Regions from separate parts of the Homo sapiens genome. Here all the other regions are linked to region 1. The links are chromatin contacts, found by Hi-C in ENCODE. All regions are on one chromosome and are shown on one strand. Each heading gives the region's core, a stretch centred on a gene start or an enhancer-like site at or near the end of the contact. The rest is flanking DNA. Distances are from core to core; before and after follow the strand shown. Region 1 has its middle 150 kb from the start of CAAP1. Region 2 overlaps MOB3B (MOB kinase activator 3B). Region 3 overlaps MOB3B (MOB kinase activator 3B).

What was found. Hi-C counts contacts between places; a loop is a spot of excess contacts on that map. Pooled maps may share reads with other maps.
Region 2: a loop to region 1 is called in a pooled map, with 11 times the contacts of the local background. The contact joins two enhancer-like sites. A Hi-C loop is called at or near these places in 4 of 37 single-sample maps with no recorded cell type and 4 of 50 pooled maps.
Region 3: a loop to region 1 is called in a pooled map, with 13 times the contacts of the local background. The contact joins two enhancer-like sites. A Hi-C loop is called at or near these places in 4 of 37 single-sample maps with no recorded cell type and 4 of 50 pooled maps.

The regions. Positions count from the first base shown.
Region 1 is chr9:26,744,079-26,748,958 of GRCh38, forward strand. No RefSeq gene overlaps it. Among named protein-coding and RNA genes, the nearest start is that of CAAP1, 150 kb to the right of the region's middle. RefSeq lists enhancers at 2,368-3,047, 2,622-3,821 and a silencer at 2,805-2,894. Within about 2 kb of position 2,718, at least 3 of the 41 ENCODE cell types and tissues checked have a DNase peak (open chromatin) inside an H3K27ac peak, as active enhancers do.
Region 2 is chr9:27,375,898-27,380,777 of GRCh38, forward strand. All of the region lies in intron 2 of MOB3B (MOB kinase activator 3B), which reads right to left. Among named protein-coding and RNA genes, the nearest start is that of EQTN, 81 kb to the left of the region's middle. Within about 2 kb of position 1,939, at least 6 of the 41 ENCODE cell types and tissues checked have a DNase peak (open chromatin) inside an H3K27ac peak, as active enhancers do.
Region 3 is chr9:27,351,969-27,356,848 of GRCh38, forward strand. The region is part of intron 3 of MOB3B (MOB kinase activator 3B); the gene reads right to left. Among named protein-coding and RNA genes, the nearest start is that of EQTN, 57 kb to the left of the region's middle. RefSeq lists an enhancer at 1,644-2,625. Within about 2 kb of position 2,166, at least 9 of the 41 ENCODE cell types and tissues checked have a DNase peak (open chromatin) inside an H3K27ac peak, as active enhancers do.

The sequences.
Region 1 (4,880 bases), core at 1,468-3,967:
CTTTGACCTTGCTGTTTTATGAGCTTTCATTTCTGTCCAAGACAGTGTTTAAAAGTCAGTATTTCTCCATTTCCTGACTCTCCTTTTGATGAGAAAGGACAAACACTTGGAAAAGAAAAAAAAAAATCATGCAAGGTGCTTGAAGACAGAAATTATTTCCTCAAAGTGTTTTAATCATGCTGTTGAAAACCACTTCCTCCATTGGCCTAATCACATAAATCATAGTAAAAGGTTAAAGACAAAGTTCAATTGTACCAAATTGCCTGTGATGGTTTCTCAGAAATGGATTACTTTCAATTAAAAGGTGAAGTCATTCTGCTACCCATTGGTATGCCTAGGTGGACTCTGGATTGTAACTTTATATTTCCTATCCAGATAATGTGCATAGATGTTTGGAGGGCAACAAGTTTAATTTCTATCAACATTTGACTCAAACCTAAATGCTGAATGCAACTTTCATGAAGTGTAATTACATATTATTAGCACCAGGGGGCAGTAGCCAGATTCTGTAAAAGGAAAATGATGCTAATACGATATTCAGTTATTTTCTCCTTGATAAACTATTAATACCACCTGAAACAGACTTCCTTTTTATTATTCAGAGTTTGTAGATACTAAGCATTGTGAATAGAGAAATTCATCAGAAATATGATTCATGTATTTTATAAATATATTACATTAGCAGATGTATTGCAGTGATTCTTAAATTCTAACTTCAGAACAGTGATGAAATAGAAAGACAAATAGAAATTCCAGCCTTGGGAGTCAGGAGACCAAAGACCTATTTTTCCTATGGTGCAGCAGCCTAGATGAGTTTCCTGATTCCCCCGAGCCTCACTCTCTTCATCTCTAAAATCATTTTTCTTTTTATTTCAAAAAATTTAGTTAAGGGATCTAATTGGCTTTTATTAGTGATTCATGAATTGGCCAGCATCTCATCTAAAGATTTATAAAAGACACTCCATTGGGCATGGCAGAACATTCAGTTTTCATAAGGTACCTTGAACAGGAACAAGGAAATAGCATAATACAAAAGAAAAAAACAGATTGGTTAACATCAGGTCACTTCAGGTTACCTTCTTTATAAGAATTAAAGCAGAGGGGACTTCCTTATCATACTGGCTAAAACTGGCCTGTTTGAGTGTTGCGGCTGTCATCTCTCTCTCTTGATTTCTCAGAAGGTTGAATGACGAATTCAATTTGGTAACATGGAACCTTAGCATGAGTGACCCCATTTTGGTTTGGTCTGTTCTATTAGGGCCTAATGTCAGAACTTACTTCAAAACAATGGCCTCTCATAAATTTTATTTAACCAAAGTATGTGTTCGGCCTGAAACACACAGTTCTGTTTATTAAGCATTTACTTTATGCCAAGTATTACGCAAAGTATATCACAAATATCATCTTATTTAATCCCTACAATAATGCTATGAAATGAATAGTGTTATTAGCCCCACAAGACTCAGGAAATTGATTCTTAGAGGGGTTAAGTGGGACAGAACTAGGAAATGGGAGGTCAGATTCGAACCCAAGTTTGGCTAACTCTAAGCCTACTACATATGACACTATACTGCTCGTCTTGCTAAAAGTTTCTTTCCTTTCCCAAGAACAAGTACTTAATTTGAACTAATCTGGTTAATACAAAATGGTAAAAGACCTACGCACACACAAACACCTCAGTATCCTCATCCCGCTTTTGGTGACATGGTCATCAACAGACAATGCTTTGCCTTGGTTGTCTAAGTCAGGAATAACCTAGTGAAAGGAATTTTGGAACAAGTAAATAGGAAGATGAAATGCCACAAAAAAGAAGGGAGTTCTCTCTGGGTGGGCAAGGCCTTACAGAAACAAATAAAATCATTATCAGCCAACACTTATCAAAGGCTGATTTCATACATGTCTCCTCAACTAAGAAGCCTGAGATGTAGTTCTTGACATATAATGTGGCTAAAAGGAATGGAAGGGAAATAGAAAAATGCTTATCACACTGTGAGGCAACTTCGTAGTCTACTACGTAGTTCTTCTCAATAACCTCACCAAAATATAGATCTTTATACTATTTTACAGAAAGAAACAGGCTTAAAGAGCTGGGATCCAAAATAAGATTTTTTGTGTGTCTGCATCCAAACTCTACTCTTCCTGTTTCCAGGCCTCCATTATCATAGGACTGGAAGGAATTTGAGAGAGTCACTCAATATCCTTTCTTTACATTTAAGTGACTTGTTCAAGGTCATACCATCCACAGAAGAAGTGGACCTAGAACCCATGTTTCCAGTCTCATCTGGGCCCCTTTACATGATATCACTCTATTCTTCTCAAAACAAAATACAGCTTAGCTGCTTCAGGTAAACAAAGCTATTCCTTCACCAAAGCACATCTACAGATTCTGTGAGTTCATGGTTTCGTCTTTCTGGTTTTACTTCTATTTTTATATTCCTCATTGGTTAATTGGTTTCCCTTCTCAGTGGCATTGCAATTTGCATCTCAACTCCTTACAATCATAAAAGGAAAATTAGCTACCATTTATTAAGCATCAACTAAATGTCATACGTTTACATGTATTTTCTCTTATCCTAACAACAACCCTGCCCTAAAGATATTAATTGCTCCATTTTACAGGTGAGGATATAGTCTCAGAGATGTTAAATAAGTTTCCCAAGATCACACACAGTTAGGCATACTCACAACTATCCTAGCTTTCTTTCCACTAAGCCCTATGGCCTATGACTCAGCTCTTTGAGTAAGCATGTTGACCATCCGCATTCTTCCGGTCTGTGAAAGGATCACCTATTTCAGGGAAAGGAAATGTAAATCAGTTTACTCAAATAAGAAGAAAACACATCAGGTTAAGAAAGGAAAGGAGTTAAGCATTTTCTCACTCTGACCCTTAGGCTGTATTCACAGTAGACCCTGGTTTCACTTTTCATGGTTTTAGTTATCTATAGACAACCACCACCTGAAAATAGGTGAGTACAGTACAATAAGATGATTTGAGAGAGAGAGAGACCACATTCACATAACTTTTTTTTTTTGAGACACAGAGTCTTGCTCTATCCCCCAGGTTGGAATGCAGTGGCACAATCTCGACTTGCTGCAACCTTTACCTCTGGGGTTCAAGTGATTCTCGTGCCTCAGCCTCCCAAGTAGCTGGGATTACAGGCATGCACCATCACACCTGGCTAATTTTTGGTTTTTTTTTAGTAGAGATGGAGTTCCGCCATGTTGGCCAGGCTGGTCTCAAACTCCTGACCTCAGGTGATCTGCCCGCCTCAGCCTCCCAAAGTGCTGGGATTACAGGCATGAGCCACCACACCCAGCCCCACATAACTTTTATTACAGTATATTATTATAACTGTTCAATTTTATTGTTGTTGTTAATCTCTTACTGTGCTACATTTATAAACCTTATCATAGGTATGTATACATTATAGGAAAAAAAATTATGTATAGGATTTGGTACTACCTGAGGTTTCAGGCATCCACTGGGGGTCTTGGAATGTATCCCCTATGGTTAAGGGAGAATGACTACAAACCAACGAACTGCTACTTAGCAAGAGGAAGGCATCAGGGCAGTAGCTCCTCTGGGAATAGTAAAGGTAAGTTATCAAAATATGTTTCTAATATCTCCTCATTGTATCTCAATTGAAAAATGAGAATTGTGTTTACAAAAACTTTCAGTTAATGACTGATGCGTCACAGTTCTGTGATTTTAGACAATGATTTCTTTCATTCTGTGTGGCTTTGAGCAATAAGCTTCCTCATCTGTGTTGCGTTTCAAATAGCGTACTATTCCACCTAATTTATTACATTTTTATTACAAATCAAGACAGGGAGTTAAAAATAAATCAATCCATCTATCTGACTTAGATTAGTTGTATAAATTCAAAATCTGAGTATGTTTCCTGTAGCTTATTTTCACACCTGACCTTGCTGCGGGAGTTTCTGATATGGTTTGGCTATGTCCCCATCAAAATCTCATCTTGAATTATGGTTCCCATAATCTCCACTGTCACGGAAGGGACCTGGTGGGAGGTAATTTAATCATGGGGGGAGTTACCCTCACGCTGTTCTCGTGATGGTGAGTAAGTTCTCACGAGATCTGATGGTTTTACAATGGGCTTTTCCCCCTTTGCTCAGCACTTCTTTCTCCTGCTGCCCTGTGAAGAAGGACGTGTTTGCATCCCCTTCCACCATGATTGTGAGTTTCCTGAGGCCTTCCCAGCCATGTGGAACTGTGAGTCAATTAAACCACTTTCCTTTATTAATTACCCAGTCCCAGTTATTTCTTCACAGCAGTGTGAGAACGGACTAGCACAGTTTCCTTCCCTGGTTTGCAAAGTCTCGGTCTCCTCCATGGTCAAGTATCTGGTAACTCACCAGACTCTGAGTTTCCTTTCCACATCAGAATCTTGACTTGTTTTCTCAAGATACATGTGCTCGTTAATTTCAGGTGTCAAAGTGACTGGATTTAGGGATGTCCAGTAGCTGGTGAAGCACTGTTTCTGTGTTTGTGTGTAAGGGTGTTTCCATGGGTCAGTGAACTGGGAGAGGAAAATCCCCTCAATGCTGGCACAACAACCAGACAGCAGGGGGCCAGGCCGGCACAAATAGGCAGAAGAAGGGGGACTCACTCTGTTTTCTCTCTCCTTTCCAGAGCAGGATATTTTTTCTCTTCCTGCCTTTGGACATCAGACTCCCAGGTCCTTTGGCTTTTGGACTCTGGGACTTGTCCCAGCAACATTCCAGGGGGTCCTTGAGCCTACATTGTTGGCTTTTCTCATTCTGAGGCTTTGGACTTGGACTGGGCCACGCTACCAGCTTCTCTGGTTCTCCGGCCTGCAGTTGTCCTAACCTGGGACTTCTCCACCTCTGTGACCATG
Region 2 (4,880 bases), core at 689-3,188, 630 kb after region 1:
ATGTATTTACAAGAATAGGTGACTGCCTACACAAATTCTTTTGGTCTAATCATAAAAGTAATATTGTTTAAAAATTAGAAAATGTTATCATTATCACCCATAATCCCATCAAGAAATAATCACTGGTAATATTTTGTTGTGTTATCTTCCAGTCTTTTTTCTGTGTGTGTATGTATATAGTTTTGTTAAAAGTACAATTAGAGTCATACTAAATATTCAGTTTGTATCCTCCTTTTTGTACTTGACATAAGTATTAGATATTCTTTGAACAATGAATCACCATATAACCATCACACAGACTCAGCAATTATCAAGACAAAGTAATACTTAGATGCCTCTTCTTGTACATATCTTTGACAGTTGGTCCTGACAATTTTCCTTGGCTAAATTCTTAGGAGTGGACTAAATCCCATTTACATTACATTTTACATTAAGAGTTCATGAACACTTTGCATTATACTCCACAATAGATGTTTGTTTCATAGAAAATATTGAAATGAAATGAATGAGCACTATTTGTCTTGCAGTGTTGGTACCCGTTGCACACACTGAGTTTCCCAGAAGTATGCATGCTGCCGTTAGAAAAAAATGGACACAGGACTCAAGAACCAAAGCTATAAAAAGGAATTAGTAGTCTTCCTTTGAGTATAGCAGTGGTTCTCAACCCTGGCTGTGCATTAGAATTATCCAGGGAACATAAAAAAATAGAATGGCAGTGTCTCACACTAGAACAATTGAATCTGAAGTTCCTCAGATGATTCTAATGTACAGCCCTGGTTGAGAAATACTGGCCTACAGAAGTGATTCTTTAAGTGTGGTCTCCGGACCAGCAGCACCAGCAATATCTGGGAGCTTGCTAGAAATGCAAATTCCCAGGCCTCAACCTAGCAGCACTGAATCTAACACTTGGGGACAAGGGTCCAGCAATCTGTGCTTTAAGATGTCCTCCAGAAATCTTGATCCATGACAAATTTTAAGAACCACAGGCCTAGAATATTCCTGGCTCAAGGATCTAGCTTGCTTAACCAAGTGGGAAGTCTGGCTGAAGATTTACAGAATCTGGTGTCTGACTTGAACTCAAGTCTCTCGTCTCCCATTTATTAGCTACACGATCTTGGGCAAATGACTTAGCCTCTCTGAGGCTGTTTCACTGTGAAGGACATAAGGATCTTAATAGCATCTACCTTGTTGGGCTGTTGTGAGGATTAAAGGGAAAATAATGAATGGTATTTTCCAAAAGGTAGAACTTGATAAAATTTGCTATTTTCATTAGCCATCAGAGAACTATTACTGTGGTCAGGAGATCAGGAAGGAAGCCTCCGAGGTGGAGGGAGACAACTGATCTGTCAGTCTGAACACCCAAAACAGATGTTTGTTTCCTAACTCTTTTCCAGGCCTAGGCTTGGATTTAGATTACACCTGCTGTGACACAAATACATGAATCTCCCAGGATGAGACGATGAGTCATTCTCTCAGGAGCTGTCTTCACACTACGGAAGTGCTGAAAATACACGGCTAGAGAGCCGGGCTTGGTCATCTGGACCTCAAAACTGCCAGGGGTGGGAGGAAGGGGAGAAGGGAGGGGACCACCCTTCTAACACCTAGACCAGTGTTCTCAAACGGGAGCCCTGAGAAGCACCTGGAGTGCTCACTGAACACAGACTGCTGAGCTGCACCCCCAGAGTTTCAGTGAGTCTGGGGAGGGGTCTGAGAACTTGTGCTTCAAACAAGTTCCCAGGTGAGGTTTATACAAATCTGACCACACTTTTTATGCTAAATTGAAAACACTGGCAAAGTTCATGAAACTGCAAGGCAACTGAACTGTGACCTATAAAAAGTTTTAAAAACTAGCGAAATGTTCTCTAAGACTTTCACATTTCCTCTGTAAAATTCAAATTCCGTTTGACATTCTATTTAGGTTTGCCCCAGAGTAACACTGGCCAACTTTACAGAAGTGTGGATAGTGACGTTCATTTGAACCCTAGGTCCCCCACAGGGGGTTGAAGGGCAGGGTGATGGGCAAGCCCAGCCTGTCTTGCTCTGCTCTCACAGGTAGTGGGGTAAGAAATCATTCACTGTCACCTCTCCTTCCCCCAAGAAGCCAACACACATCAATCACTTAGACTAAGAGTTTGTATACACCACATCATTTAATTCTTCCTGCAATCTATGAGGTATGGGCTACTTATGTCTCAATTTTTACAGATGAAGGAACTGAAACTAAGAGAGGTTAAACTTTCTGAAGACACATAGCTAGTAATAAGGATCTTCAGGTCAGAAATCAGATCTCAAAACCTTTGCATTTCTCTTTCTGACCTACACAATGAGTAGAAGAGTCTTTGCTTCTAGACTGAAAAGACTGTGTGTGACTGAGAATGAATCTCAGCTGGGGAGGGAATGAGGTCATAAGGATGGATGCTGCATCTGGACATGGGTAAAAAGGGACACATATTGCTGCTCACCTACTCTCCAGCAGGCTCTGATGTCAGCTCTGGACAAAGTGAACAGGAGGCAAAGCTGGCCCTGATCCCATCTAGTTCCCTCAATGATGTGGCCAGAATGATTACATTCACCACTACTCCTGGCGCAAGGGCAAAAGCCAGGGTTTAGTCCCAGAACTATTGGAACCAGGGGGCAGCTTGGCCAAAGGACCGTGAAGGTGAGGGCCGGGGATCTGGTGTGCCAGTCTGTGTTCTTCTTCCCCCTGTATCTCACTCTATGGCTTTCTGGTCCATTCTCCCAGCCCTTGCCAGCCCTGATGACTCCCTGACCCAGAACCACACCTGGGGAATCCTGTGCATCTTTGAGTATTGCATGTGCATGGGCAGAGCTGGGCATGTGACCAAAGTGATAAAGGAAATGAAGGTCTTATCACACAGGGAGGCTAGGAGAAGACTGGAAGGATAGGGCTCAAATATTTGAAAGAAGGTCATTTGGAAGAGGAAAGGGAAAAGAAAATTGCAAACCACTTATCCAGGGCCACAAAGCTAACAAGTGCTAGAGTGGAATTCTAGCCCACGTCTTCTGAGCTCAAAGCTCAAAGCTTGCTCTCTTTCCACTGCTCTGTTCTGCCTCCTCAGGGTCAGAAGGAACCCCTTCCTTTAGGTCAGCATGAAGACAAATTTACATTGCCTAAGGTGTCCAAAATGGGATGCATTGTCTCAGGTGATAGTGAGCTCCCCAGGCTGGAGGTGTTCAAGAAGAAGCCCGGAGACCACTTGCAAGGGTTGTTGGAGCGGGGATTCAGGCAAGGGAAGATGGTTTTCATCTCTGGTTGCATGTTACCATCTCCTGCATTGCTTCTCAGCAGAGTGGATTCCCAGACCCCCTTGTGATTTACTGGCTCTTGGGTGCATCTCAGGAATAGGTGACTTTTAAAGCACCCTTGGGGATTCTAACGCACCTTTAGGAATTACTGGGGTTTCCTTCAACTCTGAAATTCTATGACTTGAGTTTTTGGCATAAGAGACAGCTAGCTGTGGGGTGACAGTGCTGGTGACAACAATATTCGATAATTACTGAGGGTTTACTCTGAACCAGGACCAGTCATTACCTCACTGAGTCCTCACCACAACCACAGGAGGCAGGTACTACCATCATCCCCTGTTCACAGATGAGGAAACGACAGAGGAAGATGAAGTTTCCTGCCCAAGGTCACACCCCAAAGTGTTGGAGGAGCCGGGCTGTGAGGGCTGCAGATCTTTTCTCCTTACCATAGGAGCAGAAGGCACCAAGTGAGACCTGGTCCAAAGCCATTCAGTCCAAGGCAGGTTCTGAACAAAAGCCCCCAGTGGTTAATCTCCCAAATAAAAACTACACAGTCCAGGAAGCACCAGGAGAGTGAAACAGACCCTCAGATCTTGAAAAGATTATAAGCACTGAAAGAGTTGCAAAGCTCTCAAGGCATAAAGTCTAACTATTTCTTTGGTCTAAATATATCATATTTGGTTTTTCAAAATGTAAACTTTTCAATATAGTACAAAGTGTACCTAGGTAAATCTTACTGCTATTCGCTCACCTAAAAATAAAACAAAACTTGTTCGTTAAAAGTGCTTCCATTCAGTTATAGAATATTCAAACAAAGTGTCATTAAGTATATTGACACAACGGTTAAAACATTAACCCCAGTGAAACTCCTGATGTGCCAGTTCAGCAGAACCCACCCACGCCTTTCTGGGAAAAGCTGGATCAACCCCTGTATCTTGCAAGTTGTGTCTAAATCCTCACCCACCACGAGGTCTATGGGCCCCCACTAGCAGTGCAACTTTAGTGCATACCCATTCTCCACCAAATATGTTTTATTTTCCCTCTTGGGACCAATCACAAAGTTCTGGGGAGGGGCCAAGTGCAGAAAAAGAGATAGGATTTTTTTTTTTTTTTTTTTTTTAGACAGAATCTCACTCTGTCGCCAGGCTGGAGTGCAGTGGCATGATCTTGGCTCACTGCAACCTCCGCCTCAGCCTCCCGAGTAGCTGGGACTACAGACGCCCGCCATGACACCCAGCTAATTTTTGTATTTTTAGTAGAGACAGGTTTTCACCATGTTGGCCAGGATGGTCTCGATCTCTTGACCTCGTGATCCACCCGCCTCGGCCTCCCAAAGTGCTGGGATCACAGGTGTGAGCCACCACGCCCCGCCAAGAGATAGGAATTCCATACTATAAGGGCTGAAGCCACTGGGCATTTTCCAGGTTGAATAAATGCCTTATTCAACTAACTCTCATTAACGATGACTCTGGGCCAAATGGTGGGAGGAGTGGAGGTGGTCCAGCTTCTGGCCCCTCCCCACCCCCACCCTTGTAAATCACCCTTGTTCTTGCTGTAGTCCAGGGCTCTTAAGCTATTCAAGCTATTTCAGGATCCATCCCCCACCTGCCCAC
Region 3 (4,880 bases), core at 916-3,415, 610 kb after region 1:
GCCAAGAGGCACCTACACACTGGGGGTGGGACATGCACTTTGGTGTGACAAAATGGCAGTGATAAGGGATGGAGAGGAATGTGGTTCAGATGTTGAGAAACTGCCCATCACATCTGCTGGAAATAATAGTAACAAGTCTGGCCAGGTACCATCTGTAATCCCAGCACTTTGGGAGGTCAAGGCAGAAGGATCACTTGAGCTCAGGAGTTCCAGACCAGCCTGGGAAACGTAGTGAGACCCTGTCTCTACAAAAAATTTAAAAATTAGCCAGGTGTGGTGACATGTGTTTGTAGCCCCAGCTACTTAGGAGGCTGAGGTGGGAGGATCACTTGAGCCCAGGAGGCTAGAGGATGCAGTGAGCCATGATCACACCAGCCTGGGTGACAGAGTGAGACCCTGTCTCAAAAAAAAAAAAAAAAAAAAGTAACAAGTGTGAGGAGATGAAATAATATATGTCAAGAGGAACTAACAGATTATCTGGAACTGAAGAAATGAAGTTATTAATTATTTCTTGAAAATGCTTGTGCGTCATGCACATGGTAAGAATTCCACGAAGGGGTGTCTGTCATATGATGATGTGGGAGGATGAGGAGCAACAATGAAAAGGACTGCACTTCCTGTGTGTGTGTGAAGCCCTCCCATATGGAGTTTCACTTCCTTCCCACCTCCCTCTCCATGCGGCAGTGGTGGCTGTGTGGTTTGAGGCCAGGGTGGAGGCATGAGGAAAATAGAAAAATCTAGAGACACATCACATCACAAAGATGAGCAGTGCTGCCCAGAGTGTGTTCCATGGATCATGATATCTCTAAGATGTCAATGAGTGATAGCAAAAGAAAAAAGTCCAGTAGCCAAATGCAGTTAAATTGGGCGGGCTACACAAAATTGAACAAGTTTCTTTACTGGATACCTTCTCAAAGGCTTTGATATGCTATTGTACACTGTAAATCTTCAAGGGTGGAGACGATGTAGTATTTTGTAAACTCATTTGACCACAGAAGGAAGTCTGTTTTCACTGACCATCACTCAGGACTGGCATTTTGAGGAGCTCTCTTGGCAAACACTGATCTTCAGATTTTTCTCCTTTTTGCTTTACTTCCCCACCCCACTGAGCTAACTCCCAATCCTAGAGGAGAAGAGATGAAGTGCTAAAAATGGTAATTCTCACATTTGAGGGTAATTGTCATCTAGGGTCTTTTCCCTCAACGTGTGGTCTGGGAACCAGCAGCATCGATATCATCTGGGAGCAAAATGAACATTCTCGAGTCTCCTCCTCTCAGATGTACTGAATCAGAACTTGCATTTCAGCAAGATCCCTGGTGATTCACATGCACATTAAAGTTTGAGATGCAGACTGAGGGTGCTTGGTACTAGGCACTAATCTTAATAATTCTGATTTAGTGTATCTGGGGTGAGGCCCAAGAATGTACTTATGAAGTACTTCCTCCAGGAGATTCTGATGCACGTGTGTGTGTGTGGACTCCTGAGAAACCCCTATGGTCCAAGCACCCTGCTATAAGGTAACAGAACAGCTCTGTGGTAACATTGGTTTTCACAGCAGCAGCTCTACAAGGTAGGTGGTGGTATAATCACTTTCATTGTTAGAAACAAGAAAATGGAGCCTTGGAGAGAGAATGAGAAGGTCCTGGACCAAGGTCACCCAGGGGTTAGCAGGTGCATTAGGGTAAACAAGTCCCCTCCTGTCTGTCCTCCCCACCTCACGAATCTCTGTCCTCCCCCTGCCCTAATCAGCTCTTCATTCACAACTACTGCATTGCTAACAGCCCTCTCTGAGTCTGCTTTTGTTTTCAGTGAAAGGCCAACAAAACACTGCGGGCTATTCGTGCTTGCTAATGATAATTCTGATTAGCTTAATTGTGTCAGCTGACTCCCTGGCAGCCAAGGGCCAACAGCAGCCTGCTTATTCAATCAGGGCCTGGCCCATTTTCTAATTATCAGCATCATTTGGGCTGTTTCCTCCAACAAGGAACTTGCTTCAGTTCAAGTTATCTTCAGCTGTTGCATTTACATGAGCAATGGATGATCTGTCACGTCTGTGTCTGTGTCAGTGTGCCAGGCTCCCCCTCCCTGCTGGAGACCAAGTGAAATGGCATGTGTTTGCCTGGGTTCCCAGGCTGCCAGCCATAGCGGCTGAACAGCAGGTCCCAATGGGAGCCATGAGGCAAGCTCTGGGGGTGGATGGATGTGCTGGTCTTCACCAGGCTAGCCAGGGTGACCTCTTCCCAGCTTCTGAATTCCAAACTGTATTCCCACTCAGAGGCCTGATAGGGTGACCAACCGTCCTAGTTTGACAGACACCAAGAGTTTTCCTAGGACATGAGAATTTCACTGCTAAAACAGAGAGGGTTGGTTATCCTTTGCCTGACACACCAGGGCACAAAAGCAGTGTGAGAGGATTCAAGATTTCCTGGGTGATCTATCTGGAATTTGGAACAGAGAATGACTAAGAGTTGAGGCCTCGTCTTTCTCTGTGAGACCTAAAGCTTATGATGCATCCCTGCTCTCTGTCTTATTTTGCTTTTAATGTCTATTGCTAATCTGACAGGATGAAGCATTAGTCCCAACATGGAAATGGGTAAGTGGAGGTCTGCATGCATGTTCTGAGATAAGGGGCGTATTGAAGAGAGTGACCAGTGTGTAATCCCTTTGAATGGAGGTGCATCATCCTTAAAGTACTCTCCCCAATTCAAAAACATATTAAGCATTTATTAGGTACCAGGAACCCTAAGCAATGCAGGAATATGTCCTTTATATTCCCAGCCCTCAAAGAGTTGACAATCCCATGGGAGTGACTGATACAAATACAATTAACTACATTTGCTAGGAGTCTACCTAGGGAATCAATCGTTAAGACAGAAAAGAGGTCATGGGAGCTAGGGAAGACAGAATTCAGGAACATCCACTAACTACAGCCCAGCTACTGTTACAGTCATTGTCTCACTTAGCTAACATTTCTTAAGCACTTCCACGTGACTAACCCATTTAATTTTTATAACTCTTATTATTATACCCATGCTATGGATGAGGAAAATGAAGCTTTGAAAAGCCATATATCTTGCTCAAGTTTGCACGTTAGTAAATGCAGGGTCCAGGGTTGGAACCCACAGAGTCTAAGACTTTTCTTAGGCACTGTATGATACTGACTCTCCTACCCCAGTAGGGTGCTGCATGGATCCTCAGCACAACCTGTGTGGTAGATACTCAGTCCACGTGAGACAAAAGCAACAAAGAGATGTGTGGCTGTGCATGGTGGAGGCAAGGCAGAGGGAAAGATGAGGTGGTGGGGGGGTCTCAGAGTTCCATACTGTGGAATCCCAAGGCATGACACCAAGAATGTCCCACCGGTGGCGTGGGAACTCTGGGAATGCCAATGTTCTAAGGGAAACTGGCTGGACAAATGCTGCCCTTCTGGCCCCAGCTGCATTCAATTCTAAAAAATGTACAACTAGAATGTGAAGCCAAATGCCTGACTCCTTCATCATCCTTTGAGGGTCAAAAATGGGTGACATTTATTATTTTATATTTTTCAGACTGTATTGTAAATTTCTTGAGAGCATAGTTTTTTTCTTTTTCTTCTTTTTTTTTTTTTTTGAGACGGAGTCTCGCTCTTTTGCCCAGGCCGGACTGCAGTGGCGTGATCTCGGCTCACTGCAAGCTCTGCCTCCCGGGTTCACGCCATTCTCCTGCCTCAGCCTCCCGAGTGGCTGGGACTACAGGCACCCGCCACCGTGCCTGGCTAATTTTTTTTTGTATTTTTCGTAGAGACGGGGTTTCACCGTGTTAGCCAGGATGGTCTCGATCTCCTGACCTCGTGATCTGCCTGCCTCGAGAGCATAGATTTTTTATGCACATAGAATATCTGAGCAACTTGAGTTGTATATATAGAGTATCAATATATGCAAATCAAATAAAAATGTGTTGACTTGACATGTTATGCCTGATTTGAATAGGTGCATTGCAACAGTATTAGCAGTTAGGCATCCTAGCACTGTCAACTGTTGAAATGGTCATTTCGGCAATAGCAATCCACAAGCCATAAACAATCTACTCTTAATGGACACTGCATGTGCTAAGTATCCAGAGCCTGATATTATATGATTCGCCTCAGAAACATTCTTAATATCTATTTCTGTTCCTTTATAGGGTTTGGTTAGTGTAAAACAAATATATATGTTCAGACAATTAAGCATTTAAAAAGTATGAATATTTACAAGCATTAAAATGAATTTCCCTATAATTATAATTAACACATAAATGTAGGAAGTATACTATTGCAAGCAAGATTTAAAGAAATATAAACTTCTGGGGAAAAAAACCTGGTACCTTTCTTGCTCAATTAAACTGTTAAAAATGTCTGGTTAACCTAATTTTCTCCCAGGCCCCCAAAGAGGCCCTTGTCTAGGATATTGACATGTTTGAGGCCATTCTGTGACTCTGAGACTTCAAGTTAGTTCCTGGCACTGCCTTGGAGCCCTTTCTTCAATTATAGAAAATAACTGAGTTTTCTGATAGCAAAGAAAGCCTTTCTCTACTTGATAACTTACACTCAGCTTTTTCCTACAATGTTGTCTTTATGCTTTCAGGCATAAAGGAGAAATTGACTTTCAGCTCTGTCGTGGTGTTTCTGATCCCTTAGCTCTGTGAAACCAAAAGTGTGAGTGCTTCCACAGCCTCTTCCTTCTTGTGGGCCTTTGGAGAAGTTATTTTCCATTGACCTGAACATGACTATAGAAGAGAACTGAACTGAAACCATCCAGGAGATTGCAGTGGTTTCTTCTGGGTCTTCATTTACGTGGCCCTTGTCCATCTTTCCTCTCTGTCCTTGACATTTTCTGAAATTAACTTTATCAATTGTTTCTAGT